Regions from separate parts of the Homo sapiens genome. Here all the other regions are linked to region 3. Evidence: chromatin loops called from intact Hi-C (ENCODE). Cell type or tissue: mammary epithelial cell. All regions are shown on one strand. Region 1 has its middle 310 kb from the start of KAZN-AS1. Region 2 overlaps KAZN (kazrin, periplakin interacting protein). Region 3 overlaps KAZN (kazrin, periplakin interacting protein). Region 4 overlaps KAZN (kazrin, periplakin interacting protein). Region 5 holds the start of LOC107985469 (a long non-coding RNA gene). Region 6 overlaps KAZN (kazrin, periplakin interacting protein).

Region 1 (5,000 bases), 620 kb after region 3:
GTTAGTTACTTCCTACAGACAATCCAAGCATTGGGTAAATACAGCCATTACAAATGGGAGAAAATGGCCAGAACAAAGGGGCTACAGGCTCCATGCAAGTCCAAAATCCAGCAGGGCAGTCAAATCTGATAATTCCAAAATGATCTCCTTTGACTCCATGTCTCATATTCAGGTTACACTGATGAAAGAGGTAGGTTCTTATGGTCTTGGGCAGCTCCACCCCTGTTGCTTTGCAGGGTACAGCCTCCCTCCTGGCTGCTTTCACAGGCTGGCATTGAGTGTCTGCAGCTTTTCCAGGCACACGGTGGGAGCTGTCAGTGGATCTACCATTCTGGGGTCTGGAGGACAGTGGCCCTCTTCTCACAACTCCACTAAGCAGCATCCCAGTAGGGACTCCATGTGGGGGGCTCTGACCCCACATTTCCCTTCTGCACTGCCCTAGCAGAGGCTCTCTATGAAAACCCTGCCCCTGCAGCAAACTTCTGCCTGGACATCCAGGTGTTTCCATACATCCTCTGAAATCTAGGCAGAGGTTCCCAAACCTCAACTCTTGACTTCTGTGCACTGGCAGGCTCAACATCACATGGAAGTTGCCATGGCTTGAGGCTTGCACCCTCTGAAGCCAAGACCCAAGCTCTATGTTGGCCCCTGTCAGCCACGGCTGGAGCAGCTGGGATGGAGAATGCCAGATCCCTAGGCTGCACACAGCATGGGGACCCTGGGCCTGTTCCACAAAACCACTTTTTTCTCCTAGGCCTCTGGGCCTGTGATGGGAGAGACTGCCTTGAAGACCTCTGACATGCCCTGGAGACAATTTCCCCATTGTCTCAGGGATTAACAATTGGTTCCTTGTTACTTACGCAAATTTCTTAAGTCAGCTTGGATTTCTCCTCAGGAAATGGGATTTCCTTTTCTATTGCATTGTCAGGATGCAAATTTTTGAACTTTTATGCTCCGCTTCCTTTATAAAACTGAATGCCTTTAACAGCACTCAAGTCACATCTTGAATACTTTGCTACTTAGAAATTTATTCTTCCGGATACCCTAAATCATTTCTCTCAAGTTCAAAGTTACACAAATCTCTAGGGCAAGGGCAAAATGCTGCCAGACTCTTTGGTAAAACGTAACAAGACTCACCTTTGCTCTAGTTCCCAAGAAGGTCCTTATTTCCGTCTGAGACCACCTCAGCCTGGACTTTATTGTCCGTATCGCTATCAGCATTTTGGGCAAAGCTATTCAACAAGTCTCTAGGAAGTTCCAAATTTTCCACATTTTCCTGTCTTCTTCTGAGCCCTCCAAATTGTTCCAACCCCTGCCTGTTACTCAATTCCAAAGTCGCTTCCGCATTTTCGGGTATTTTTTCAGTGGCATCCCACTCCATTGGTACCAATTTACTATATTAATTCATTTTCATGCTGCTGATAAAGACATGCTTAGGACTGGGAAGTAAAAGGTTTTAATGGACTTACAGTTCCACATGGCTGAGGAGGCCTCACAATCATGGTGGAAGGTAAAAGGCACATCTCACATAGCAGCAAAGAGAAGAAGCTTGTGCAGGGAAAGTTCCCTTTTTGGAACCATTAGATCTCATAAGACTTATTCACTATCATGAGAACAGCACAGGAAAGACCTGCCCCCATGATTCAATTACCTCCCACTGGGTCCCTCCCACAACATGTGGGAATTCAAGATGAGATTTGGGTGGGGGCACAGCCAAACCATATCAGGAGGTAATTAGGGTTAGATGAGGTCATAAGGGTAAGTTCTTCATGATGTGATTTGTGGCTGCATAAGAAGTGAGAGACATTGTTGTATCTCTCTGCCATGTGAGGACACAGTGAGAAAGTGGCTGTCTGCAAGTCAGGAAGAGAGCCCTCACCAGGAAGTGAATCTGCAGGTACCTTGCTCTTGGACTTGCAGCCTCCAGCACTGTGGAAGATCAATGTCTGCTCTTTAACCCACTCAGTCTGTGGGACTTTGTTATGGCAGCCTGGGCTGACTAAGGCAGACATCAACAGAGCCAGCACAGGAGCAGTGGCTAAGAAGGTGGGGTTTGTACACAATAGACCTGGGTCAGAGACTGAGCACCTCCAAACACTAAGCAAGTGAACCAATTTACCCTCTCTGGGAAAATGTACCCTCTATGGTTGTAGTTGTGTCATTTATAAATGGGAACGGTAACAGCACCTGCCTTATGGAATCATTGTGGGGATGGAGTTAGAGGGCTCAGCATTTCTAGTATGCAGCAAGCTTGCAATGAATATTAGATTAGAAAATATACTGACACTGTGTCTAGAATGACAGTGTGTCATCACTTTTAGAGATCAAGGTATTGAAAGTTTCCATCTAATCAGTTTTCCAACCTGATATGTGAAAAGATAAATCTATCAAACCATTATCATTGTTAATGGTGAATGGGGGAATGCAGAAGGAAGGGAGGAAGAAGGAAGGGCTTTTCAAATACAGAGTGAAATGTGGGGCAGTCGGCCTGGATATGGAGGATATGGGGGGCATCGACGGTGGGGTGGGCAAAGAGAGGACACAATCTGGATGCCTGGAATAGGGGGCTCGAGAGAGTTCCAGGCTGGAGAGTAGAGTGTGGTTTCAAACACCTAAACCACTTCCTTCCTGATTCTGCAAATCGCCAGAGTCATATCCTGCCTCCCCAGGGATCCCCAGGGTTAAAAGAGAGCCATGGGGAGCATCAAAGTCCTGCCTCAAAAGTGCACTGATCCCCCCAATGCCGGCCCCCCACGCAGCAGCTGAAACATGACATATTCGGTCACCCACATGCACTTGTCTGTGTAGCCTGAAAATAATGGGGCCGTCTGCTGCTGTGGCCCTGAAGAACCAGGCACTGAATCGGTCCAGGGATGCTTCCCATGCAGCTCTGCCACCGCCATGGCTGGCCTGGGGCTCAGCGTTTCTAAAAGGCTGACTGCACCTCTTAAAAGCTGCACTGCAAGGCCTTGGAGGACTCATTGAGCTGTGAGAGAAGAGTGCCCTCCCCTGGACGTTTGCTGCCAGTTTGTGGCCTCCACCAAAACCACCACTGAGCTTTTCCCTTCCTACCCAAACAAGGGGGCAGACTCCAGGCAAACACCCCTTAATTTCAGACGGCCACACACAGGTCACTGGCCAGTAGATGCCCCACTGGCGTCTTTGCTCTACTGTTGTTCAAGAGTTTCCACCATGCAAAGCCCTTGGCATAAATAATGTCATTGAGTCTTCATGTAAATCCTCATAGAACAGGACAAGAAACTGAGTTCAGGAAGGCTCAATGGTTTTCCAAGGTCATGGAGCTTGGACAGAGCTCAGACACCCCAGCACCGTGGTCAGGAAGGAGCTAATACTCTGCAGTCAGAACACTTGGGTGCTTGTCCAGATCTTTCATTTCTTAGCTGTGCAATTTGGGGAAAGTGACTCAACCTCTTTAAGTGTCAGTTTCCTTTTCTGTAAAACAGGATAATCAACTCAAACATGGAAGTTTTTGGAAAAATACCAAGTACGTGGGAAGGACGTAATAAATGACGTCTCCGGTCACCTTCCTTCTCTTTCAGATCTCAGGGCCTGGGCTAATTGTACGCCTGCATTTTTCGGGGAAAGTGCTTTACTTGTCACGACCTATGTAAAGACAGAATTTGGAAAACTCAGCTGAGAATGTGGTGTGACGCTGGCTCTTCCCACCCAGTCATCCTTTCGCCACACATCACAAGGTTGGCAGGGTATTTGCCACTGAACATCTCTGTTCTCTGCCAGCCCCAACTCCCTAAGAGACAGGGATTGTATGGCTTTTATGCCAGAGAAAGAATCAAGAAATGAGTGACTTTACTGCTGTCACCTGACTTGCCCAGCCTTGAAATTGCATGGGGATCCCCAGTGCTGAGGAAGGGGTGGGCAGGAAGGAAGGAGCACCTCCTAGAGACAAATCTACACTGTAGAAATAAACAAGACTTTGGAGGGTGCACATTGAAAAAGTGAAGAAACTCCTCATCTCTAATGAGCAGGGGAATGATGTGTCACTTTAGACACTTGGGCAAAGTCTTTGCCCATCAAAGCCAGGGATGCAGTTAGTGACAGGCAAGACTGCCTTTCTTCCGCACAGCACTTTGAACTCTGCTGGGCTGAACAGTTATCTAGAGCTTTCTATGTGCTAGGCACAGGGCTGGAGGCTGGGATGCAGTAAAGAGTGTGGCAGCTTGGAAAAGGTCAAGAGACAAAACCAAGGCAAAGGGCATGGCAGGAACAAGAAGCACAGCCAGCCTAGTCATCAGTGCCAAGACTGCACTCTCTCATGCCTCCAATGTCTCTGACTTCTTCTACTACCAGCCAAGACAACTCCCTGCTTTGAAAGGACTCATGTGATTATACCAGGCCCATTCCATCCATCTCCCTTTTTCCATGTAAGGGAACATAATCATGGGAGTGACATCTTATCAGAGTCACAGTTTCCCCCTACACCGACACTGAATGGAGAAGTGATCATACAAGGGTGAGGGTCCCTGGGAGTGAGAGGAGAGTGTCTGCCATGCTCCCAACAAAGTTCTTTCTCCTAAAAGCCAGGACATCACTTCTTGGAATCAAGACTGTTGACAACCCACAGTGGCCAAAGAGGAGTGGGAGGGATGCAGGCAGCTCCTCACCCAAGTAACGGTGGTGGGTTTGTCCTCACTACCATATGGTCACACAGCATCCAGACTGAGCTAGCAGTGTTCTCAGTGCTGCAGATACACGAATGAACACACCAGATCAGGAGCTCACCTTCTAGCAGAGAGAGTCAGGAAGACAGCAAATAAGTGGGACTTTTTTAGAGAAGAAGAGGACAAAGGAGAAACCTCACTGGCTTGCCTGATGTGGACAGCCAGTAGGTAAGGTCAGACCCAGCCTTGGGTCAGAAGTCAGCAGTCAGATATGGCAAAGCTGCGGCAGACCCTCTAAGCCTGGAGGGTGGCAGTCTCAGGAATCCAGGCCAGAAGTTAGAATCTAGGCAAAGGGGCTGA
Region 2 (5,000 bases), 130 kb after region 3:
CCGAGTTTAAACAAGGTTGCTTTTTGTTTTGTTTTAGTAGTTGCTGATGAGAATGACCCAGCCTGTGGAAGCTGACCATGAGATCATGATCCTTCTCTACAGGACTTCCATTAAAACTTAAACATGCCTTTCTCCTCCAGCAGGGCTGCCTGGTACCATGTCAAATTGCAAACAGGGCACTCTGAGCATGTTTGCCCGAGAACAGGCTGACCATCCACACAAAATGGCACCCAAGCCTTGCCTTTCTGTTAACTCCCAAATCTCAAGATGCACTGAATAGTCCTGTTTTTTCTTGCTTTACATAGTAAACTTTATAGGAATAGGAAAAGCAATCCAGTTGATGAGCACATTAATTAAGATAATCAATACACATATAATTCCAGGTCATGTTTCCCCAAGTGTCATTTGTCACGCTCTATGGTCCCACAACTGCACTCTCCAGGCCCAGTATCAAATTTCTAACTCTCCTACCTTGCCACCATCAAGAAACGGTGAGCGTATTCTTGCCAATTTCAAATGGCAGGAGTGGGGATTAAAAAAAAGAGATGACATTAATCCCACTGTGTTCCAGGTTGCACTTGCCAAATTAAAGCAAATACGCCATGTTCAATGGTTTAAATACACCATGTTTAAGTCAATCAAGGAAAATGAACGAATTCATTTGTTGCCGCTGACCAGAAGTCTGAGACCTGGCTGCGAAGATGATACAACGGGTGAGCTTACTTTAAAAGATGCAGGTATGCCTGTCCTGAAATTCACATCTTTTTTTTTAACTCTCTTTGAAAAGAGGACAGAAAAGCTATTATTCAAGATCTAAACCCAGTATCATCCACATCTTCCTTCTCCTTAAGACGCGCTCTTTCTCTGGGGGAGAAGGTCCCAGGTAGTAGCTGTTCTCTGCAGTGTCCAATTCCAATCTATCCAAACAGTTGTACTTTTTAATAATCTATCACAGCCAGTTTTAACCCCTAGTGGTGAAATTAGTGTATTTTCCAGCCTGTTTTTATTACGTATTACCATTGTCATGCACATCTGTGAAGGCTCCTGTATTTGTCACTTCATTGTCTATTTTTCCATTACACCCATCTAGACCTTTATTAGAAAATTATGTTTTCATGTCAGTTATACCTATGAGGCTGTGAGTCCAAGATAACTCAGTCCCCATCTTATTAAATCTGTGGTCTCTGGGCCTATGTGCCCAATCTCTCACAATAGATGGAGACAGAGAGAAGCGAGGAAGAAGAAAGGAAGAAAAAAAGAGGAAGGGAAGGCGTTAAGCAAAATAGCAAAACCGTCCTACTGGCATGTCTTTGGGCTACCTGATAGTGACATCTGGATATTCTCGTCTTAACGAAGCGAGCAGATTTCAGGGTCAGTCAAACGTGTGAACCTGTGTTCTAATCCCCTGTTTTTCTGTTCACTAGTGGACTACTTTCCAGAGCTTGGAAAAGCAACTTAACCCTTCTAAGCTTCAATGTCTTCATCTGTGGAATGGAGAGGATAACAATATCTAACTCTCTGTAATATGAAGGTAAATTGAGGAAATGTTTGTTGAGCTCATCACAGTATCTGGGAAAGCCTCAACGAACACTGGCTATTGCTCTTATTGCCCCCTTGGATGATCTCAAAAGTCACTCTGCCTCCCCAGTTCTGATCCTGGAACATCCCTTTTGCTAAAAATGAGCCATAACCCCACTAAGAAGCTCTGGGGTCCACTGTTCCCTTTCCCATAAAGGTAGGAAAGTCAAGTCCCCTCTGCGATTCTCTTTGGTCACAGCCCAGCAGTGAGGCAGAGAGAAGAGATTCTCACGTTTGAACATGGCTCAGCACTAAGCAGTCCTCTTACCTCTGGCCAGACAGGAGTCCCTGCTGGCTACGGATTCTTCAGAAGTGACAGAGCATATTTTGTCCAGCAGAACTCTGAGGATTGACGATGAATGAGTTAGTGTCTGACATGCAAATCCTAATTATAATTGCCACAATGCCAACATTAGAACAATAACAGTTTCTTGGGCAGTAATGGGAAAAAGGATGCCAAGCTCCAGAGCATCCTGGTGGAGACGCCAGGCAGTCTCTGGAATCACACTGGCTTGTGTTTGTATCCTGGCTCTGCCACTTGCTAGCTCGGTGACCCTGGGCAAGTCATGTGACCTTTGTGTGCCTCAACTTTCTCATCTGTAAAATGACAAACACTGTACTTACCTCATAAGGTGGTTTAAAGGATTCGTTGAGGTATTATAGGTAAAGAATTTGAAACAGTGCTTGTTATATGGTATGTAAGCACTCAATTAAAATCATCTATCATTAAATCAATGATCCTCATGATACCATGTATAAAGTAGACCAAAGTCCACACACCCCATCATTTAGTATTCACCCATCCATCCATCTATTCATTCAGCAAGTATTTACTGAGCTCTTACATTATGTACAAAGCACTGCTCTAGGTGGTGAGGATACAGTAAAATATAGATAAAACTCCCTGACCTCACAGAGCTGTCATTCCAAGACTAACAATTGAAGTCTCCCCTAACACCACTGCATAAAAAGCAGTTCGCAACCAGGGATAATTTTGACCTGAAGGGGACATTTGGCAACTTCTGGAGACATTTTTAGTTGTCACAACTGGAGTGTGAAGGGTTCTACTGTCATCTAGTGGGTAGAGGCCAGGAATGCTGCTAAATATCCTACAACACACAGGACAGCCCCCTGAGAACACAGAATTATCTGCTCCACATGTCAATAGTACTGGGGCTAAGAAACCCTAGCATGAAGGTATCTGTTTGAGGTTAATAAGTCCTCTGTTGGGCATGGTCTTGGGGTGCTAGAGGCTACTGAGGCCACAGAGAGAGAACTCAGGCAAAAGAAAAGACATGGGATGGATGGAGAATAAGGCTGCCACAAGACTCTGGCTTTGCCTGGACTCATCCTTCCCAAGAGAGATGAAACACACGAAGTCCAAGAAATTGGAGGCTCCAAGTCCAGGATCAAAATAGTCCTTTTTATTAGTGATAAGTGGCCCCTGGGCTGCCAGTCTTGCAAACAGAATCCAGTCCCTTCTTTGTCAGTTGATGGCTGAGAGGCTGGTTGATTGCCTAACTCTCAAGCATAAGACTTTACCGTAAGGACCCAGGAACTACCACCAGTCTAGGGAAACAGGAGTTTAATCAGGAGTAGAGACAAGGCTACAGCTCCCTGAACCTCCCTAATGCAACAAGCCAAAGGATGCTTCTGACTTAGGAGGCAGGGCAGAGAAGCATACACAGGTTTAAACAGCAGAGAGACCTAGTGGGTTTGCATTCCTGGCTCAGTCATGTGGCAGTTGAGTGATCCTGGATGTCAAAGTGGAATGAATAAGAACACAGACTCTAGAGCCAGAGCTTGGTCACTTCCTGACCATATGCCCTTTGGCAAGTAAATGTGTCATCTCTGTGCCTTAGTTTTCTCCTATGGAAAATGGGTACGAGCATGGTACCTGCCCAATAAGTCATTATGAAGACTGAATGCATTCCTGAAATGCATTAATCCAGAAAATCACTTAGAACAGTATCTGGCTCAGAGTACACACTATGCTGAAGTCTGCTACTATCATCCCCATTGTAGTCATCACTATCTCACTGCAAACAAGTGATTTAGTTTCTCTGAGACTCAGTTTCCTCTTTTGAAAAACGGGCATTACATAGTTGACCTGGAAGAACATAGGTTTGAATTGTGCAGGTCCACTTATATGTGAATTTTCTTCCACCTCTGGCACCCCTGAGACAGCGAGACCAACCCTTCCTCTTCCTCCTCCTCCTCAACATGAAGATGATGGGGATGAAGGCCTTTATGATGATCCACTTCCACTTAATGAATAGCAAATATATTTTCTCTTCCTTATGATTTTCTTAATATTTTGTTTTCTCTAGCTTACTTGATTTCTCTACTTAATTATAAAATACATAATACATGGGGCATAAAAGTATGTATAAGTCAACTGCTTATGTTATCTGTTAACTGTTTATATTATGCTATGTTTACGTTATCATAAGGCTTCCGGTCAATAGTAGGCTAGTAGGAGTTAAGTGTTGGGGGAGTCAAAAGTTATAGACAGATTTTTTACTGTGCTGGGTGGGGGCCAGCTATAGTTGTCACCTCGCTGGCCTCAGGATTCAATAATGCATGTTAAGCGCTTGCCAGGGAAGTTGATATATTGTAAGTGCATATTATTATTTATTAAAAAGTTTGACCAAAGCAATGAAACCAGTTCTCATTTACTGCTACATTAAACTATTCACCTTGACCAAAGAGAAAGAAACTACAGGCTTCAAGATGGTCCCAGAATCCCCAGCGTCTTGTGGCATGCCCAAAAGGTAAGTTCTGAGAATAATAATAGTGAGGTATGCAAAGATGAGTGGAGAATATCAGCTTCTTTAAAAGGGGCGCTCTGTTCTTAATGACTCATTACTTCACACAATCTGTAGAGCAGAGGTAATATTGGGAATGGAAGGCCTTTACATCCCCACAAAGGTAACATAGCGCTTGCTGTGGTGGAAGAGGACAGAGGAGAAGGGAGCTGGGCAGGACACCTCCTCTCCCCAACTTCTCTCCCCTCTCCAGCCTGACTGGAGAAGTGGGCAGAGGCCCTGGGGCTCTTTGCTTGCAGGACTGCCTGTTCCAAGCTCCATCTGAGCTCCTGTGCTGAGGTCTCAATTCATCAGAAAGTAAAGGGGCAGGGACCTTTCAGAAGCCTGACCCAAGGGTCTGACATGACCCAGCCAACAAAGCCCGCAGAATAAATTTAGCCCCAATGATCTTGTACCACACAGCAGCCACCTGCTCAAACAGTTGTTCTTGCCAAACTCATTAAAACTATGTTCAGCTTCTTTCATGTTTCCAGCAGCCTAGGACTCCAAGGGGGTAGCAGGAGTGCCCACAGAGCACAACCTCGCCTCCACCACTTGGATCAAGGTTGCATCAAACAAGCAAGAATGTTCTGGTGTCGTGCAACCACACGGGGA
Region 3 (5,000 bases):
TCTCTACTAAAAATAATAATTAAAAAAAAATTAGTCGAGCGTGGTGGTGCATGCCTGCAATCCCAGCTACTTAGGAAGCTGAGGCAGGAGAATCACTTGAACCCGGGAAGCGGAGGTTGCAGTCAACCGATGGTGCCATTGCACTCCTGGGCAACAAGAGCAAAACTCTGTCTCAAAAAAAAAAAAAAAAAAGAAAAGAAAAAAGAAAAACACAGACTCTCTGGCCCCACCCCAGACCTGCTGAGTCCTAATCTGCAGTCTATCCAGATCCCGGAGTGCTTCAGGCGCACTGTACAGTTTGAGAAACACTGAGTTAGGTGCTACTTTATCCTCATTCCACGGGTGAGGAGAAAGTAGCTGGGGCAGGCTCGAGGGCTTAGTAAGCACTGGAACTCAGATACTTCCAAGACCAAAGTTCCTTGGACTGTGATTCCCACTGCTCACCCGGCAGGAGGGAACCCCTGAGTTGAACCTGTTAGGCGTAGATATCCAGATGAAGGGCATCCTGGGCAGAGGGAAGGGCCGAAGCCAGGGCAGGAGCTGTGCGCAGCCCTATGGTGTGCCGGGAACCGACAGCAGTCTGGACTGGCTGGGGCGTGGGCTGCAGATTGGGCAAGGAGGGAGATCCCATCTGGAGAGGCTGATCGGGGGGCCAAACCCCAGAGAATAAAAGTGGAGTTTCCTCTTCAAAAATGTAGCTCCCAAACAGCTCGCAGGTGGTTCAGATGCGAGAAACCTGTGCCTTAGCAAGGTTAAGGCACTAAGGTTAAGGTTACTAAGCAGAGCTTTGATGACTCAGACACATCCAGGAAGCTGCTATGACCCCCGAGTCCCCACGCTGAACATCAAAGGGGCCCTGGGAGAACCGGGGGCCTCCAACACTTGAACTGCTCCTTGTATGGAAACTTCCAGAACTCCCCCACTCCCCGAAAGAGAGGTCATCCGGACACCTCCCAGGAAGCATCTCTGCCCGACTCTGAAGGCTCCAGGAGGTCCCACCCTACGGCACGAGGCTGCACTGCCACGGTCATTAATTCAACTATTGCTGAAGTGTTGCAGCGGCGGTGGCTGCTGGAAAATTTGCAAATCAATATTGCACGGCGGGTGGGGCAACGGGAAAGAACTTCTCTGTTCCCATTTCATCAACTTCAAACTCTGGGTTGTGTATTTGAAATAAATGCCATTTCCTCTTCACCAGCTAAGTTTCTCTGGGACTTGTCCTGACTTGCTTTCATGGTAACTCCAAGCACAGGCTGCCGGGAACATGCGAGAATTCTGCAATCACTCAGACTGCTTAATTACCAAGCCTGGGGCAGTGGGCGGAAAGTCCCTCTGTCAGAAAGTCTGGGGCTGAAATCAGAGCTGATCCGCTTTGCAGCCACAGATCCCCGAGAAACACTCAGCGCACTTGTCTTCTAAGAAAGTGGTTGCTCATGTCTGAACCACCCAGGGAGCTGTTTGGAGCTACATTTTTGAATTTCTTCCCAAATCTCATGCAGCAAACTCTTCTGCTTGCTCCGTGAACATAGGGGAAGGAGGGAAGATGTGCTTCCATTTCCCTGTTCATTCAGAAAATACCTATCGGTTAAAGGAGTTTGAAACGAACACTGAGTCACTGAGTGTGCCACAGGGCAGGTGTCCTGATATTTTCTCAGTTTATGGCACTCTTAGAGTCTCAGTAATTTTTCTCATGGCACCGTAGGGCCAAAAGAAATCCCTAACCACTTCGTTTACTAAATAGGTAGGGCCAAACAACTTACTAAGTATTTATGTTCTAACATTGTAATAGCCAGTTGAAAAAATAATACATATATGTTGAAAGAAAAAAAATAAGTTTCATTTTGTTCTTTTCCTTTTGTTTTGAGACAGAGTCTTGCTCTGTCACCCAGGCTGGAGTGTAGTGGTGCAATCTTGGCTCGCTGCAACCTCTGCCTGCTGGGCTCAAGGCATCCTCTGACCTCAGCCTCCCTAGAAGCTGGAACTACAGGCATGTGTCACCATACCCAGCTAATTTATATATTTTTTATAGAGAGGGGGTTTCACCATATTGGCCCGGCTGGTCTTGAACTCCTGAGCTCAAGCAATACACCTGCCTCGGCCTCCCAAAGTGCTGGGATTACAGGCATGAGCCATTGCACCCGGCCTTCATTTTGTTCTTAAATAATCACAAGTACTTACAAATGGAACTTGTGTGCCTACTGGGGACTGCACCAATCCTCCAACCTTGAACTAGGACTGGACTCCAACACCTTTATTTCCCATTCTGCACTGGTCTTGGTGGTACTTGCTTTTTAATCATAGCAACGGCCAATACCCAGTTTCACAAACAAATGCTGTCATCAAAGGGAATGTAGCGGAATGGAATGTTGAAACTGTGACTACCTTGAGCCAGTAGTTCACCCAGGGTCCGACAGGTGTCGCTGTGTTTTCCTTGAAACTTCAGACTATCCCACAGCACTGCACTATCCCACAGCTGACTTCCCACAGCTGACCTCACTGCAGCACCCCAGGGCGGCTTAGCCGCACCATTTGGGAACTGTGGCCAGCAAGTCTGTCGCTTCTTGAGCACAGACCCTGTGCTTTGTGTAACTGACGTATGTGATCTCACGGAACGCTCCCAACCCCCCTCATTTGGTTAGTACTACTGTTGTCATCCTCCTTCTACAGACCAGGACATGAATACTCAGCAACATTAAGGCACTTGTTTAAGGTGCCGAACAGACCTGAGACTCACTCAGGCACTGTGCAGCAGAGGGCATCTTCTCCATCCTCCCAGCACAGTCCAAGGACCTAGGTTCCAGCCCAGGCTCTGCTACCCACTAGCTGTGTGTCCTCTTTCGAGCTTCTCAGCTTCTCTGGTCTCTGAGCCACATCTACCATATGTGGCCTGCAAAGATTATGGTAGCTTCAGGCAGCTGTTTTGCATAGTGACAAGAGATAATAGATGGAGAAGGCTCAGTGCCGACCCAGAAGCAAAACCTTCTGTGGGAAGGGAAAGGGAGGATGGGAGAAAAAGAGAGGAGGGGAACCAAAAAAGTTCCAAGGGTGGGCCCTGGAGCAAGGCTTCTAGAACCGGGGATAAGTCACAGGGCCTTGGGGCTGGGCACCCTTAGCCCACTGCCCAGCCAAGCTGGCTTGGGCATCTTGACTGTTGGCCTGGGGCTGACAATGACGATGATGATGTTTTTTCCTTAAATAACTGAGTTCAAAACAGATGGGAAAATGGGTGCTGCACGATTAAGGCTTTTAGTCATAATTGCTAAAAATAATAATAAAAACCCAGCAGCCTCTTTAATTACTCGGCAGTGCTTCTTTTCTTTTCATTAGACACTTCCATTTGCTCATGATGGTATTGTAAAATGTTTATCAATGCTAATGATGCAGTTCTCCAGAGCCCCATTTTGTTTTAAGGGCTGTAAGTGAAATTGTTAAGAAATAAATTTCCTATGTAACAATACATCACAAAGGAAAGCAAACAGAACAATAGCCAGGGCCTTCTCCCCGGCTAATAGGGATGTCACTTGCTGGGGCCTTGGAATCCATGAGGCCTGAGCATCTGGGTTCTTTGCTGTGCCCAAGAGTGGGCATCTGGGAGTCCCTGGCACAAGAGGGAGGGCCACCATCTTGGAGAATGAGGAGAATGAAGATGAGATTAGAGCCACCTGGGTCTTGGTCCCAGCTCTGCCACTTACTGGCAAATCAGGAAGGAATGTTCCTGAGGGTCTGAGAAAGCATCATTCTCTCTGGGCCTTAATTCTCAGGGACAGATTGGGGCACTTGCATGGGAAAATGTAGGCACCTCACCTTGCTTGCTCCAAGGATAAAGTATTGCAGAACCTGATAATGAGAGGTAGCGTGACAGGGTGCTCAAGAATGGGTACCCTGGCTTCAGACTCCCTGTGCTTGCATCCTAGTTCTGCCCTTTTCTGGCTGGGTGACAGAAGGCAGATTACATGAGACTCTGCCTGTGTTTCCCTATCAGTAAAATGGCAATCACAGGAGTACATGTACTAGGGTTACTATGAGGACTTAAGGAATTAAAACATGTCAAGGACATGTGGTAAGAAGGCAGCCCATCAATGAATAAGCGTGAACTATCATGATAAAAAAGATACTTTAGGCCGGGCACGGTGGCTCACGCCTGTAATCCCAGCACTTTGGGAAGCCGAGGCGGGCGGATTACAAGGTCAGGAGTTCGAGACCAGCCTGACCAACATGGTGAAACCCTGTCTCCACTAAACATACAAAAATTAGCTGGGCATGGTGGCACGTGCCTGTGATCCCAGCTACTCAGGAGGCTGAGGCGGGAGAATCGCTTGAACCCGGGAGGCAGAGGTTTCAGTAAGCCGAGATCGCGCCACTGCACTCCAGCCTGGGCAACAGAGCTAGACTCTGTCACATTTAAAAAAAAGGATACTTTATGAGAGGGACCAGCAAACTCTTTCTGTAAAGGGCTGGATGATAAAAATTTGGGGCTTTGCAGGCCACATGCAGCCTCTGTCATCGCAGCACAAAAGCAGTGATAGACAATACAGGAACGAATGGGCGTGCCTGTGTTCCAATAAAGCTTTATAGTCACCCACATTTGAATTTCCTATAATTATCATGTTATGAAATAGGTAGATATGCCTCTTTTGATTTTTTCCAACCATTAAAAAATGTAAACAAACAAACAAAAAAACCATCATAGGCCACACGGAAACAGGCTGGGTAGTTTGTGCCCCCTGCTGCAGGGCCTTAGTGTTGTTATTCGGTTAGTGAGGTCTCTGGCCTGAAACAAGCTCCTTTTTCTCTCATTCTCCATTTCGAGCCAGTGACTGCTACAAAGGAAAATACCTGAGGACAGAGAACCCTCAGCTTGGCCTGATTCTAAAAGTGAACGCTTCCCCAGTGGAATCTCGAGACACTGTTTGTGACCAACCTGAAGGTCTACATTCACACACCTTCCCATTCTGGAATTCCCTGCTCTTCCCTTGCATTCCCTGACAGCGAAGGGCATT
Region 4 (5,000 bases), 69 kb after region 3:
GTCATTCCTTTGATGCCAAACTAGTCCATGGGATGAAAAGGTTGCACAGCAAACAGTGATGACACATTTTCAGTGCAACAGCAGTAATAAAAAAAAAAAGAGGCAGCCACTGGACATATTTAAAGATTGCTAGAAGAGGACAGAGAGGTCTGCTCAGTGCCCATGGATCTCCTGTTTGTTTGAATACCCCATTGTCCGCAGGATCTGGCTGGATGCTGGTGGTGTGACACAAGATGAGGTTGGTCACAGGTATCTAAGTGGAAAGGACCATCTTTGTTGGGGCAGCGGAATAAAGAGGGGTACATGGACAACCCCAAATGTAAAAATATCGAACCAGTCCCATGCCTGGGCAGAAGGATCATTTGTGCTGTTGGTTCTCAAACACTGGGTTGGTTGCATTAGAACCAGCAGAGGAGCCAAATAAAAATATGGATCCAGCCGGGTGCGGTGGCTCATGCCTGTAATCCCAGCACTTTGGGAGGCTGAGGCAGGCAGATCACGAGGTCAGGAGATCAAGGCCATCCTGGCTAACATGGTGAAACCTCATCTCTACTAAAAATACAAAACAAATTAGCCAGGCGTGGTGGTGGGTACCTGTAGTCCCAGCTACTCGGGAGGCTGAGGCAGGAGAATACCGTGAACCTGGGAGGCGGAGCTTGCAGTGAGCCGAGATCACACCAATGCACTCCAGCCTGGGTGACAGAGCGAGACTCTGTCTCAGAAAAAAAAAAAAAAAAGAGAAAAAGAAAAGGATCCCTGGGCCCCACTGCCAGTGGAAATCTGGAGTAGGGTTGGAATATTGTACTTGTCACAGTGACCAATTTTTAACGAGCTTACTAGAAGATTCTGATGCATAATCAGGTAGGAATCACTAAATTGTTTTTTTCACTAAAGCAAAAGATTGGTCAAACCAATATCAACATGGTTGCCCCTGGCAACCGCCATTCTACTTCCTTTTGAGGCAGAGTCTCACTCTGTCACCCAGGATGGAGTGCAGTGGCACAATCTTGGCTCACTGCAACCTCTGCCCCCCAGGTTTAAGCAATTCTCATGCCTCAGCCTCCCGAGTAGCTGGGACTACAGGTGTCCACCACCATGCCCAGCTAATTTTTGTAGTTTTAGTAGAGACAGGGTTTTGCCATGTTGGGCAGGCTGATCTTGAACTCCTGACCTCAGGTGATCTGCCCACCTCGGCCTCCCAAGGTGCTTGGATGACAGGCGTGAGCCACTACGCCCGGCCAGTCAGCTCTACTTTCTGTTTTTATAAATCTGACTACTCTAACTACCTCATATAGGTGGAATCATATAATATTTGTCTTTTTGGGATGCTTATTTCACTTAGCATACTATCCCTAAGGTCGACCCATCTGGTAGCATGTGTCAACATTTTCTTCCTTTTCAAGGCTGAATAATATTCCACTGTGTGGACAGAACACATTTTGCTGATCCACTCGTTTGTTGACGGACACTTGGGTTGTTTCCAGCTTTTTTTGGCTTTTGAAAATAACACTAGTATGAAGTTGGTGTACAAATATCTTTTCAAGACCCTGCTTTCCATTCTTTTGGGTACATAACTAGAAGCAGAATTGCTGGATCATAAGGTAATTTTATTTTCAAAATGTTTGAGGAATCATCATCCTGTCATTGGTAACAACTGCATCATTTTCCTTTCCCACCAACGGTGCACAAAGATTCCAGTGTTTCCTCATCAGCACTTGTGATTTCTCTGTTTGTTTTTTTGTTGTTTGTTTTTTGTTTTGTTTTGTTTTTTACAGCAGCCATCCTAATTGGTATAACTCATTGGCTTTTAATATGAGGATATGAAATACGTTGGTGTCCTTTTAACTTGACAGGGAATGTCAAACTCTGCTCCAAAATATGTACTAGAAAGACACCTCTGAACACTGACTCTGCAGAGGATGGGTTAAAGAGAGAAGGGATAGCTGGCAATCGAGAAAGGAAAAAAGTGCTTCTGTATTAGGTAGGTCTGGGCTTGGCTCCTGACTCTCCCTCTCTTGCCTGTGTGGCCCCGGCGAACCAAGTTCCCTTCCTGTCTTCAGTTTCATCATGTGCAAATAGGAGTAAGAATGCCTCCCATGTACTACTTAAAAGATATACACACATTGCTGGGTGTGCCTGTAATCCCGGCACTTTGGGAGGCAAAGGCAGGAGGATTGCTTGAGTCCTGGAGTTTGAGATCAGCCTGGACAACATGGTGAGATTCTGTCTGTATGGAAAAAAAGAATTTTAAAACTGGCCAGGCATGGTGATGCACGCCTGCTGTTCCAGCTGCTCAGGAGGCTGAGGTAGGAAGATCGCTTGAGCCCAGGAGGTCAAGGCTACAGTGAGCTATGATTGTGCTACTGAACTCCACCCTGGGCAACACAGTGAGATCCCCCCTCTCTAAAATATATATATATATATATGTGTGCATATATATATATATTTACATATATAATATATACATATATATGTGTATATATATATTTACATATATAATATATACATATATATATAAGTATTGGCAATAATGGATGAAAAGCACTCAGGTTAGTACTTGGCACATGGCAGGTGATCAGTAAATAGTGTCTTTCTTAGAAAAATGAGAAGTTTAGGAGAGAGAGGTGTTTCTTGTGAATTGCCTCCCTCCCTTCCCCAACACACACTCATACATATACACATGCACACATACACACACACAGGCAAACACTCATATACACACACACACACTCACACACACCCCATTAAAAGAAAGATATCAAGAAAGACCAGTATTGGTCAGAGGTAAAGATAATCACATCATATAAAACAGAAATGTACTTAGCTTTTAAGAACCAAAATACTCATGGTTTGGAGGGAGGAGCTGCTAGGAATGGTGCCTGGGACCTGATGTGTTAGCTGAACTTCGTCCTCCCACAGCCTAACATCGGCCTCCTGTTTAGTCCCGAAGACAAGGGATGGAGCCGACCCAAACATGCTCAGACTGGAAGTGAGAAGCTTCATGGGGTGTCTCTGCCCACTCTTGGGGCTTAGTATCAAGTAAACCACCCTGGCCTATGGTGTCAGCAACCCACTTCCCCGACACTGCGGATGGTCCCAGCAGCCTCCTTTGGACCTGTGCCCACACTGACACCTAGTAACAGGGCAATCGCTCAAAGGAAACAGCTGCTGTCCAGTCCTGCCGGCCGCTGGCTAAAGCCTGCCCCTGGGGGAGAGGAAATAATGAAGCTGATGGAGTTGACCACTCCCCTGGGAGCCTCCTCTTGCCTCCTTCCTGACCCAGGGCACACAGACACCTCAGATGAGGTAGGTGTGACTACAGACCCACTTTATGGATGAAGAGACTGAGGCTCATGGTATAAGGAACATTTCTCAGAATCTAAAAAGTGTTTCTCAAGATCACACGGCTAACAGATGATGATGCTATGATTCTACCCCAGGCCTATCCGACTTCAGCAACCATGCTTTTATTTTTGAAACAGAGTCTCGTTCTGTTGCCCAGGCTGGAGTGCAGTGGCGTGATCTCGGCTCACTGTAACCTCCGCCTCCCAGATTCAAGTGATCCTCACGCCTCAGCCACCCAAGCAGCTAGGATTACAGGTATGTGCCACCATGCTCAGCTAATTTTTACATTTTCAGTAGAGACGGGGGTTTTGCCATGTTGGCCAGGCTGGTCTCAAACCCCTGACCTCAGGTGATCCCCTCCCTCCCCTCCCTCCCGCCCCCCCGTCCCCCAATCCCAAAGTGCTGGGATTACAGGTGTGAGCTAGAGCCTGGCCAGAAACTATGCTCTTAACCAGGATCAGCAAACTACGGCCCACCACCTGTTCTTGTAAATAAAGTTTTATTGGAACATAGCCAAATCCATTCATTTACATATTGTCTACAGCTGCTTTCCTGTTACAACAGCAGAGTTGAATAGTGCAACAGAGACCATATGTTGCTCAAAGCCTAAAATAGTTACTATCTGGCCCATTGTGGAGAAAGTTTGCCAAGCTCTGCTCTTAACCCAGAATAATGTTCAACTGGCCACAGGTCCATGGGGCCTCAAGAGACCATCCATGAGAAAATAAAGATGGCTCAACCAGGCAGAAAGGGCTACAGACCGCTCAGATGGAATTATCAGAGAGTAGGTCTGTCCTCATAGCCTTTATTCACTGCCTCTGACCTCTAGCAAGTAACATCACCCTTTCCTGTTGGCCCAAGAATTGCTCAGCTTCTCCAGCCTCAGTTCTCCTATCTACAAATGGGGAGAAGAGCACCATCTCCCTCACAGAATTTTTGTGACATTTCAATGAGATCTAGTAAGTAAAAGGCCTAATACAGGGCTCGGCACAGAGTCAAAGCTCAACGAACACTTACTTCCTTCTTTCCTCTGGCCTCTTAATCAGTGACGTTATTCTGCGACTTCAGATGTCTCCGGTGAAAGTACAGTGCTGTGGAGGATGCGGCTGTCACAGCCTGCTGGTGAACGGGCCCATTAGATAGAGGTGCAGAGTGGGCATTGCTTTCCAGATGGATAAAAAAGCAAAGGCTAAAATGTAACATAAATGAGGAGGATCTTATTTGCACAGCCACTTTCTGTTCGTCATTGGCCACGATTTCAGCAGCAATCACAGCCGCCTGGTTATTTCGCTGTGGAGTGGGAGTGGAGATTGCTAGTACATAAAAGTTTTCCAAGAGATCTGAGTCGTTTGCAGTTAGGTACCAAACCACACAATCCTGTAGATAGATCATAGCAGTGAAAGGCAAGGCTCAGCCATCGGCAGACCTGGGTTTGAATCCCAGCTCTGGTGCTGATCAGCCGTGTGGCTTCAGTGAAGCCAAAAAAAAAAAAAAAAAAAAAAAAGAGAGAGAGAGAGAAACTTGGAGAGATAAAGAATATTTTCAAGCAATATTTTAAGAACTCCGATGGGTGCAAAAGATCTGTGATGAAGGAAATTTCAAAATTGTCCATCAAGACAGCATCAGCATTGATGATTTCTGCACTGGTCTGAACA
Region 5 (5,000 bases), 180 kb before region 3:
TTGCTGTGACAGCTGAGGGCCACTGCCCTGCCCAGAAGGGCTGCTAGGTCTTCATGCCCTCTGAGTGGGGAGGAAGGAGGCAGTGGAGCGTGGCAAGGTCGCGTTTTCAGTGGCTGTGGTGTCGGAATTATGTAACATCCCCTCCTCCATCCTGAAGGTCTTCTGCACCCAGAGTCCAAATGCAGAGGCCCTCCCTTGTCAGGAGGCCACCTGCCTGGGCTCCAGGAGGCCTGTCTGCACACGCCTGCGGCTGCTTTCCCCATAATTATGGGCTCTGCCCGCCTGTCTACCCGCCCACCAGAACTCAGGCACGTCAGCCCGAGCGACTCCTAGCTTCTCCAACTCAAGGCAGAGCACACAGGGCCCCCACCACCCCTGCACAGGCAGGTTAGGGGCTTTGGTGGCTACAAAGACGCCCAGCAAGGTTGGGAACGGGCCTTACCTTGCCCTCAGTGGCCCCAGCATGGGCCAAGCCCAGACAGTAAGGCAGAGAGTTCTGTACTCTGGACATCAGAAAGTCACCTTAGGCCCTGGTCTCTGGGTTCTCAGGGCAGAAATCTGTAATGGCCCCTAGTCCCAATGGGACTAATTAGAATTTGTTCTAAATTCTTCTTTTCCCAGGATTGTTATTTAAATATCTTTGGAACTGGTTTCGGGAGGCAGATTTGTTGAACAGATACGTAGGAAGGACTGGCATCTTCCCCCTGAAGTTTCTCATTAAAACAAACAAGCAAAAATGTGTTTGGATAAATGCGAAAGGCGCTGCCTTCTTTTTGTTTTTAAAGACTTGACCTTTGGGAGTGGAATGTTTCTCCCAGATCAGGGGCCCAGTGGAGGGGTACTCAGGGAGTCCTGGGGTAAAGTACAACCCCAAGAGCCGCTGGGTGAGCCTAATCCCAACTCCCCCTGAAACACAAGGCATGGGCAGGGGTTTAAACTTGCTCTGTGCCCACAGTGCCAGGCGCACCACAAGCACACACTCCTAAAGATTCTCAAGTCTAGCTCGGGGCCTCCCAGTTGCCCGTGCCAACCTTAACAAGCTCCTTCCATCACTCCAGCCCCTCCGCATCTTGCCAAGTGTCTCAGGTCTTAGGAAAGAACAATAGCTACCATTTACTGTGGGCCAGTCAGTATGACTGGCATTGGCTCGTTTCATCCCCCACCTGCCCTATGAGAGAAGGGCTTTGTTCTTATACCCATTTTAAAACGGAGTAAACCGAGGGTAAAAGAGAGAAGTAGGACTTGCATTCTGGTGGCCCTTGGAGCCGCATCTGGCCTGTGAATGTGGTTTCTTTTTTTAGTACTCCAGTAAAAAAATTTTTTTAAACCGGATGCCAACATTTTAACATTAGGATAACTTACACCAAAAGTTCAGATTTTTAGTTTCCACCTGGCCTTTTTGAAAAAATTAGGCTGGGCATGGTGGTTCACATCTATAATCCCAGCACTTTGGGAGGCCAAGGCAGGAGGATTGCTTGAGCCCCGGAGTTGGAGACCAGCCTGGGCAACATGGTGAAACCCTGTCTCTACAAAAAATATGAAAATTAGCTGGGCATGGTGGCGTGCACCTGTAATTTCAGCTACTCGGGAGGCTGAGGTGGGAGGGAGGTATTATCAAACCCCCATTCCATCCCACATGGTGACAGCGTATCCTCTCATCCCCCACTGTGGTAGGTCCCCTCCACTCCCTACTGTCTTACTTCTGGCTACCTTACCCAGGTATGTGACCTCCCTGGCTGCTCCAGGCACAATTAGTGAAAGGCAATGTCCTGGGTCTGTCCATCTTTCTGTCTGTTATCTCACCAGTCCCCACTACTGGGAGACCCCAATGTGGCAGATTAGAAGGAGCACTGGACGGGGAGTCAGGAGATGTGGATGCTTGTTCTGTTGGCTGGGTGGCCCTGGGAAGACCCTTTTCCTTTCCTTTTTTTTTTTTTTTTTTTTTTTGAGGTGGAGTCTCTCTCTGTTACCCAGGCTGGAGTGCAGTTGTGTGATCACTGCAACCTCTGCCTCCCAGGTTCAAGTGATTCTCCTGCCTCAGCCTCCCAAGTAGCTGGGATTACAGGTGCCCGTCACCACACCCAGCTATTTTTTGTATTTTTAGTAGAGATAACGTGCCATCATATTGGACAGGCTGGTCTCAAACTCCTGACCTCAGGTGATCTACCTGCCTCGGCCTCCCAAAGTGCTGGATTACAGGCGTGAGCCACCGTGCCTGGCCGAGGCTTTTCCCTTTCATGGCTTCAGTTTTCCCATGTATAAATTAGGGTCTTAGATAGAACAATCTTCCAGAGCCCATCTACTCCTATCATCTCCAGCAAGACTCCTCCCAGCTGCAGAGCCCACTGGGAAACTGTCCTAGGGATTCCAGACCAGTCAGGTACAGGCTTGCCCACTGAGCCATCCTGTGGCCCTGGGCACCTCCTAGCTAGGGAACCGTTCCAGAGCTGCACCATCAGTGCCAGCAGGGGCCAAGGGTGTGGGCTCTCCCAGTGACAGGGTGTGGGTTCCATACCTGAAGCAGCTTCCGGCGCCTAATGACCTCATTGCACAGAGGAGGAGTCCATCAGGGACCACCCAAACTTCCCACTCGGAAATGCAGGATGCCGGAGCTGGGAGGTGGAGCCAGCGTTTCCCTGCCCAGGTCAGTCTAAGGACAAGGATGCCCCCTGGGCACTGGGCAAGCTAGCTGGGGCCCTGGACTGCCAACAGGAAGTGCTCGCTCTTTCAAGTCCCAGGGACATAGAGAGCATGAATTCAATCTCACTTCTCTTTCATCATCCTACAAACATTCAACAGAGGGAGAAACTGAAGCCTAGAGAGGGAACGTGATTGCTTAGGCCCACAGCAAATCAGTACAGAGCTGGGCAAGGGTTCAGGCTTCCTGACCTCTGTCCTGGGGTGTTTCCTATATTCTCTCTCCCTCGGAATTTAGAACCTTTCATTTCTTGGCATTGGACCTCAGAAGGGACTTGAAGTGGCCAACATGGGCAGGGCCTGTCTGTCTGGTTCAGAGGCCTGGCATGGAGCTTGTTCACGGTGCCTCAGATTCAAACTGCTGCACTGTGCGGGCTCAGGAGTGGTGTGAGCTGCCCATGCCTCCGGGATGGAAGCTTGGTCTATAGGAAAGGTTGCAAAACTTGCAGCCAGTAGCCCACATTTGGCTCACAGACATATTTTGTTTTTCCCACAGTGTTTTTTTAAACAATTCACATTAGTTGCCGACATTTAAGAATCAGAAAATTTCACTTAAAAGATAGGATTTCTGACTTTTCTTGAAAGCCTTGGGATCCACCAAAAGGTGGACCACAATTTCTGCCTGGCCACGACTGGCAGGAGCTAGGTAAGCCCCCTCTTGCTCAGCATGCCGGCCATCTTCACTGTTTCTGGGATCTCTTGTATGTAGGTTTGGGGATTTTGAGCCCTCCTCTGCAGCGTCTCTGTGCTGGAGCCATAGTTCCTCCCTTCCTGGTTATCCTGGGCAAAACTCCAGATAGCAGTGGTTTGCAACCAGAGGGCAATTTTGCCCCCCACACCTAGGAAACATTTGGCATATCTGGAGACATTTTTTTGGTCACACTGGGGAGGTGGGGACTGCTCCTGGCATCTAGTGGGTGCACAGAATGACCTCCTACAGCAAAGAATTATCTGGTGTCAAGAGTCAGCAGTGTTGAGGGTGAGAAACCCTGGGCTGAATCAAGAGACACCAAGGGCCCCAGGCCAGGAACCGGATCCTGAGACGGAGGAGTTGGTAGGGCACCCACATGGGGGAAGGCCCAGCCCTGCACATCAAGTCCTTTTCTGTCATTGTGATGGATATGGAGCGCTCACTCGCACTCCTGGGAAAACAGATCTCATGACAGCCACTCATGGCTAAAGGTCAGGAATGAATGTTAGGAGGGAGAAGAGCAGCCAGTCAGGAGATCCACAGGCCACAGATATCCCAGAGCCTTCTGGAGAGCCAGGGGCTAATTGGTTGTAATTAGGGCAGGGCCAGGCATTCATTCATTCATTCATTCATTCATTCATTATTTATTTATTGAGACAAGGTCTTACTCTGTCGCCCAAGCAGGAAGTGCAACAGTGTCTCGGCTCACTATAACCTCCGCCTCCCAGGTGCAAGCGATTCTCTTGTCTCAGCCTCCCGAGTAGCTGGGACTACAAGCACACGCCACCGTGCCTGGCTAACTTTTGTACTTTTAGTAGAGATGGGGTTTCGCCATGTTGCCCACGCTGATCTCGAACTCCTGAACTCCTGAGCTCAGGTGATCCGCCTGCCTCAGCTTCCCAAAGTGATGGTTAAACAGGCATAAGCACCAAGCCTGGCCATCATGCATTTATGAAAGCACCAACTGCATACAAAGCACTGTGGTTGGAAGGATGGGAGAAAGTCAAGTTGTCCACAACATGGCCCTGGCCCGCCAGGTGCTCTGGAGGTGGCCAGTTGAAGAGCAGGGCACTCTGGGGTGCACTGCAGAGTCTCTGGGGCAAGAGTGTTATTTGGCCCTGGCTTTGAAAGATGCAATCTAGATCAGCAGAGATGGGCAGGTGGGCACTGTGGGCAGAGGAAACGGCCTAACTCTGGAGGCAGTAACAGACTCAGGCACACAGCCAAGATGAGATGTTACGAGTTAGGTGGGAGGAAATTGGTGGGAGGCAGAGGGGCCTGATGTCGGAGGCGGAGATTGCAGCACACTGTTAAGGGGTCTCCAAGACAAGCTAAGTGGAGAGAGAGGGCAGAGGCCATGGGGAATCCTTGCCAAGATAGTAGAGTATAGTTAACTGTGTGAGCCTGAAGAAGGCACTTAAATGCTCAGAGCCTCACTTTCCCCATCTGTTCAATGGGGATCAGTAAGAATAATAACTCTCATGTATAGCGCTTACCATGTGCCGCCAAACCCTATGGGATATATTTAATTATCACTGCAACTCTACGAAAGTATATACTATTACTGTTTTATGTCCTTTTTATGGAAGAGGAAACTTCGGGATATGGGTAG
Region 6 (5,000 bases), 310 kb before region 3:
TCCCAGCCCCACATGTGACTAGGGAGGCTGGTGGGAAAGGCCTGTGGACTGAGGGAAGGCTGGTAAGGGAGCTGCCTCCTTCAGGCCATGGCTGGACTCCCGTCAAAAGCCTCCCGGCAAAGCCGTCACCCCATGGAGTACAGGATCGCCTGATCTCCAGCTCCGAAACCGTAAGAATACAGACCTCACTGGAGTGACTGCGCATGAAGACGGGGTGCTTCTTGGGGAGATGCAACTGTTCTGGAATTAGACAGCAGTGGTGGCTGCACAATGTTGTCAGCATGCTAAAAACCACTGAACGGCATGACCAACGACCCAGGACCAACGACCCAGGACCAACGACCCAGGACCAACGACCAAGGACCAACGACCCAGGACCAACGACCCAGCACCAACAACCCAGGACCAACGACTCAGGACCAATGACCAAGGATCAACGACCCAGGATCGACGACCCAGGATCGACGACCCAGGATCGACGACCCATGACCAACGACCCAGGACCAACGACCAAGGATCAACGACCCAGGACCAACGACCCAGGACCAGCGACCCAGGACCGACGACCCAGGACCGACGACCCAGGACCGACGACCCAGGACCAGCGACCCAGGACCGACGACCCAGGACCAACGACCAAGGATCAACGACCCAGGACCAACAACCAAGGATCAACGCTGGCTCTGGCCATGGAGGGGAGGCTCCTGCGGGGGCAACGGTAGGCTCATGTGGGCTCGGGCCTTGACATTCTAAGTTGATAAACAATATTTTACACATACACACACACACACACATACACACACATGCGGTCCCTTGGGGCCAGTGTGGTTACAGAGAAGTTGCTGTGTGGGTGGTAATGCCTGGTTCAATCAGGATTTAACAGGAAATGCCCCCAGCAAGGGTGGATGGCTGGGCAGGCCTCAGGGTGCCCACCTTCATTGCTAAATGCCAATAGAGGGCTTTGCTTCTTGGGAAACGTCTGCAGAAGCAAATGTCTTTTTGGCTTTTCCCCAAGTGAAGCAGCGAAGAGGGTGTGTGGGGCGGCCCAGAGTTGGCTCCTCAGGACATGGGGGGAGGGACGATGCCTGGATCCTGAGGGGCTGCTCACCCCTCACTTGGCACCAGCCTGGGCTCTTTCCCCAATACCTGCTTTCCCAGTGGCCTCAGTGTCACTGGCAGGTGTGAGCTTTGCCACCTCTGTGGCAGCACCTCAGGGTCACTTAAGAAACCGCCCAGCACCAGCAGCTACAGCCAGGACCCCTGGGTAAGGGGCAAGTAAGTGGCCCAAGATGGGCCACAGGGCACACTGCATGGACCTCACAGAGGTAAGATTTCATCAGAAGACAAAAGGGACATGTTCGTCCCCCAGCTGCAGGGGCTGCTGAGTGCACCATCCCCCCGGGCCTGGCTCCCCACCTCCGCAGCTGGGGGGCTTCTTTTTTTTTTGAGATGGGGTTTCGCTCTGTTGCCCAGGCTGGAGTGCAGTGGTGCGATTTTGGCTCAGTGCAACCTCTGCCTTCTGGGTTCAAGCGATTGTCCTGCCTCAGCCTCCCGAGGAGCTGGGATTACAGCTGCGTGCCACCACATCTAGCTGATTTTTGTATTTTCAGTTGAATCAGGGTTTCGCCATGTTGGCCAGGGTGGTCTCAAACTCCTGACCTCAAGTCATCTGCCCGCTTTGGCCTCCCAAAGCCAAAAGATTACAGGCACGAGACACCACGCCCGGCCTGCAGCTGCCGTGGCTTCTGCCATTGCTAAGCTGCGCCCTCCACCTCCCCACTGCACGTGTGGACCCTGACTTCCTTCCAACCCACCCTCTATGCTTCCACTGGCAGAGCAGAGCTGCTTTCTGTTGCTTGCAACCCAGGACTTAAGGCACCCCCCGAGGAAGGGTCAGCTGTGCAGTGGGGGAGCTGGGCCTGCAGGCAACACAGCCTGGCGGTGAAACTTTAGGCATGGCGGGCAATGGAGGGAACCTGCAGTCAGGTGGACACCCCAACAAGACTGGGGTCATCACAGCTCCTCGTGAAGCCCCTTCTCTCTGCCTCCAAGCCCTGGGTAGACACTGCATGTGCTGTTAACATGAACATAAACCAATCAACCTGAGTTGCCAACATTCACACGGGCAGATGCATCTGATGCCTGCCAGAAGGAGGCCAGAAGCTGAGTTTTCTTGGCCAGAGCGGAAACAGGCTGAGTGTCCAGACGCAGTGGGAGTGGAAGCCAGGGTGAGCTGGTTTCTAGGCCAGAAAGACCCAGGGAGTCCTCGGATGCCTAAGGCCAGGACTCCAAGGAAGGAAGACATATCTGTCTGTCCACAAGGCATGAGAAAGACCTGGGAGAACAGGGGCCTTTTCCTGGCCTGCAAGTTCAAAGGTTTCTTTCTGGGCTGCACGCAGCAGCAGGGCCTCCAGTATTATCAACCCCACTGGTGGGAACCCCCTGGACCCCAGAAGTCCCTGCAGCCGCAGCTTTTTCCTGCCCAGCAGTTCTCACCACTAGGGGTCAGCATTGGACAAGGAGACCTAGGCTAGGCCCACGGATCCTGCCCCGGCCTGTCCTGGGGCCTGGCCCTTAGTAAACCATCCTGCCGTGGTTTTACCACGTCCAGGAATCCAGGCCCGGTGCCAAATGCTTCTCCTGCTTTATTTCTTGGAAATCCTCACAAGAGCCCCACAAAGCACAGTCCACTCTTGAACAACGTGGGTTTGGACGGCATGGGTGCGTGGGTCTGATTATCGGCGGATTTTCTTCTACCTCCGTCACCCCGAGACAGCAAAGCCAATCCTTCCTCTCCCTCCTCCTCCTCAGCCACTCAGCGTGAAGACAACGAGGATGAAGACCTTGATGATGATCCTCTTCTTCCACTTAATTAATAGCAAATATATTTTCTCTTCCTTATGATTCTCTTTTTTTTTTGAGACGGAGTCTTGCTCTGTTGCCCAGGCTGGAGTGCAGCGGCTTGACCTTGGCTCACTGCAACCTCCGCCTCCCGGGTTCAAACGATTCTCCTGTCTCAGCCTCCCGAGTAACTGGGATTACAGGCATCCACCGCCATGTCTGGCTAATTTTTGTATTTTTAGTAGAGACAAGGTTACACCGTGTTAGCCAGGCTGGTCTCGAACTCCTGACCTCAGGTGATCCACCCTCCTCGGTCTCCCAAAGTGCTGCGATTACAGGCATGAGCCACCACGTCCGGCCTGATTCTCTTAATAACATTTTCTTTGCTCTAGCTTACTTTATTCAAAGAATACTGATATGGTTGGCTCTGGGTCCCCAGCCAAATCTCATCTCGAATTGTAATCCCCACGTGTCAAGGGAAGGACCAGGTGGAGGTAAGTGGATAATGGCGCTGGTTTCCCCTATGCTGTTCTCGTGATAGTGATAGAATGCTAACGAGATCTGATGGTTCATAAGCGTGTGGTAGTTCCTCTGCATTCATTCTCCCTCCTGCCATCCTGTAAAGAAGGTGCCTTGTTTCTCCTTTGCCTTCCGCCATGATTATGAGTTTCTGAGGCATCCCCAGCCATTCGGAACTGTGAGTCAATTAAACCTCTTTCCTTTATAAATTACCCAGTCTCAGCTATTTCTTTATAGCAGTGTAGGAATGAACTAATACAAAGACAGTACACGACACAGTGAACACACAAAAGATGTGCTCGCTGACTGTTCTTAGTAAGGCTTCTGGTTAACAGTGGGCTACTAGAAGTTATCTTCTAGGGGAGTCAAAAGTTATACATGGATTTAGCTGCGCAGGGGATCGGCACCCCTAAGCCCTGCGTTGTTTAAGGGTCAACTACATATGCCATTATCTCTGTTTTGAGTTGATGGATATGGAGTCCAGAGAGGTGAAGGCTCCTGCCCAAAGTCACACAGCTGGGAAGCACCTGGGGCTGGATTCGAACCCAGATCACATGGCTGTAACCACACCGTTAGCTGGCATCAGCACTCTGCAGGACGACAAATCCTCTAAGACTTACGTCCTCCCCCTTCCCCTACTCTAGCCACAAGCTCCCTGGATCTGCCCAGCCACCCTGTGGGGAAGGTAGGGTGGGATTAAGACTCCACTCCCAGCCCAGTAACAAGTAAAAGGCACTGAAGCCCAGAACAGTTGAGTGGGCAGCCCAAGGTCACACAGGAGCAGGCAGAACAGACCTCCAGGGCTCTCTCTCCCGACCCGGACCCTCTGTCCCCACACACAAAGGGTACGCATCTCCTGGGAAAACAAAGTGTCTGGAAGTATTTTGAGGGTTTGGTTTGGGTTAGGAAAAAATTATTTGTTTCCTTAATGACCCAAGTAAGACATTTTTGCTGCAAAGACATTTGAAAAGAGGCCAATAAACAAACAAAGAAATAAATAAAAGTTGCTACCACTCTGAGAGAATGAACATTAATATTTCCATGTATTTCCTCCCAAATATTTTCCTAAGCAAATATGTATATTTTAAACAAAAAAAATTTTTTTTCCTTTCCTTTTTTTTTTTTTGTTTGAGACAGGGTCTCACTGTCGCCCAGGCTGGGGTGCAGTGGCTCACTGCAGCCTTACCTCCAGGGCTCAGGCAATCCTTTTGCCTCAGCCACCGGTCTAGTTGGGACTACAGGCATGTACCAGGCCTGGCTAATTTTTTGGTAGAGATAGGGTTTTGCCATGTTGCCCAGGCTGGTCTCAAGCTGCTGGGCTCAAATACGATCCACCTGCCCTGGTCTCCTAAACTGCTGGGATTACAGGCATGAGCCACTGCACTAGGCCTTTTTTTCCTAATAGTAGGCTGGGGTGTGTGGAGGAGTGAGTGGTTTCCCAGCGTCTCCACACTCCCTGGGCCCAAGGCAGGTGGATAAAAGGCTGGCCCAGTCTCTGGGGGCATGGTCTTGGAGGGAAACTTATGATGCATTGCAGAAAGCCCCCTCCCGCGGCGGGCCCTGCCCCCTGCTTGTGTTCTGCTCTGCCCCACCCACCCCACCCTAGGTCTCCGATGTGAGTCGGTGCCAGACGTCCCGGC

The links. A loop is a pair of places that touch in the nucleus more often than their neighbours do. Peaks named below come from ENCODE experiments on the same cell type or tissue, not always from the same donor. Only the 100,000 strongest peaks of a DNase experiment are listed, where the experiment ranks them.
Region 1: it touches region 3 in a loop (8-fold over the local background); 24 of 110 quality-filtered maps call a loop at or near these places.
Region 2: a loop joins it to region 3, with 9 times the contacts of the local background. A loop is called at or near these places in 6 of 110 quality-filtered maps.
Region 4: a loop joins it to region 3, with 5 times the contacts of the local background. A loop is called at or near these places in 3 of 110 quality-filtered maps.
Region 5: a loop joins it to region 3, with 6 times the contacts of the local background. A loop is called at or near these places in 2 of 110 quality-filtered maps.
Region 6: a loop joins it to region 3, with 8 times the contacts of the local background. A loop is called at or near these places in 2 of 110 quality-filtered maps.

What each region holds. Positions count from the first base shown.
Region 1 is chr1:14,112,032-14,117,031 of GRCh38, reverse strand. It overlaps a transcript of KAZN not described here. Among named protein-coding and RNA genes, the nearest start is that of KAZN-AS1, 310 kb to the left of the region's middle. In mammary epithelial cell, a CTCF peak has its summit at 3,009 (motif pointing left); no DNase peak of the experiment used is centred here.
Region 2 is chr1:14,604,477-14,609,476 of GRCh38, reverse strand. All of the region lies in intron 1 of KAZN (kazrin, periplakin interacting protein), which reads right to left. Among named protein-coding and RNA genes, the nearest start is that of KAZN, 8.3 kb to the right of the region's middle. In mammary epithelial cell, CTCF peaks have their summits at 988 and 2,646 (motif pointing left); no DNase peak of the experiment used is centred here.
Region 3 is chr1:14,729,501-14,734,500 of GRCh38, reverse strand. All of the region lies in intron 1 of KAZN (kazrin, periplakin interacting protein), which reads right to left. Among named protein-coding and RNA genes, the nearest start is that of KAZN, 130 kb to the right of the region's middle. RefSeq lists enhancers at 591-1,314, 1,315-2,036, 2,037-2,758. In mammary epithelial cell, a CTCF peak has its summit at 2,408; DNase peaks (open chromatin) are centred at 1,280 and 2,390; H3K4me3 peaks cover 388 bases; H3K27ac peaks cover 2,642 bases.
Region 4 is chr1:14,660,391-14,665,390 of GRCh38, reverse strand. All of the region lies in intron 1 of KAZN (kazrin, periplakin interacting protein), which reads right to left. Among named protein-coding and RNA genes, the nearest start is that of KAZN, 64 kb to the right of the region's middle. RefSeq lists an enhancer at 4,449-4,508. In mammary epithelial cell, no CTCF peak of the experiment used is centred here; no DNase peak of the experiment used is centred here.
Region 5 is chr1:14,909,092-14,914,091 of GRCh38, reverse strand. The region is part of intron 1 of KAZN (kazrin, periplakin interacting protein); the gene reads right to left. It overlaps LOC107985469 (a long non-coding RNA gene), which reads left to right and starts at 2,392. Exons shown (of 3, transcript XR_001737616.2): 1 at 2,392-2,644. In mammary epithelial cell, a CTCF peak has its summit at 2,612; DNase peaks (open chromatin) are centred at 241 and 2,551; H3K4me3 peaks cover 151 bases; H3K27ac peaks cover 2,998 bases.
Region 6 is chr1:15,044,217-15,049,216 of GRCh38, reverse strand. All of the region lies in intron 4 of KAZN (kazrin, periplakin interacting protein), which reads right to left. Among named protein-coding and RNA genes, the nearest start is that of TMEM51-AS1, 110 kb to the left of the region's middle. RefSeq lists an enhancer at 2,377-2,606. In mammary epithelial cell, a CTCF peak has its summit at 2,486 (motif pointing right); a DNase peak (open chromatin) is centred at 2,556.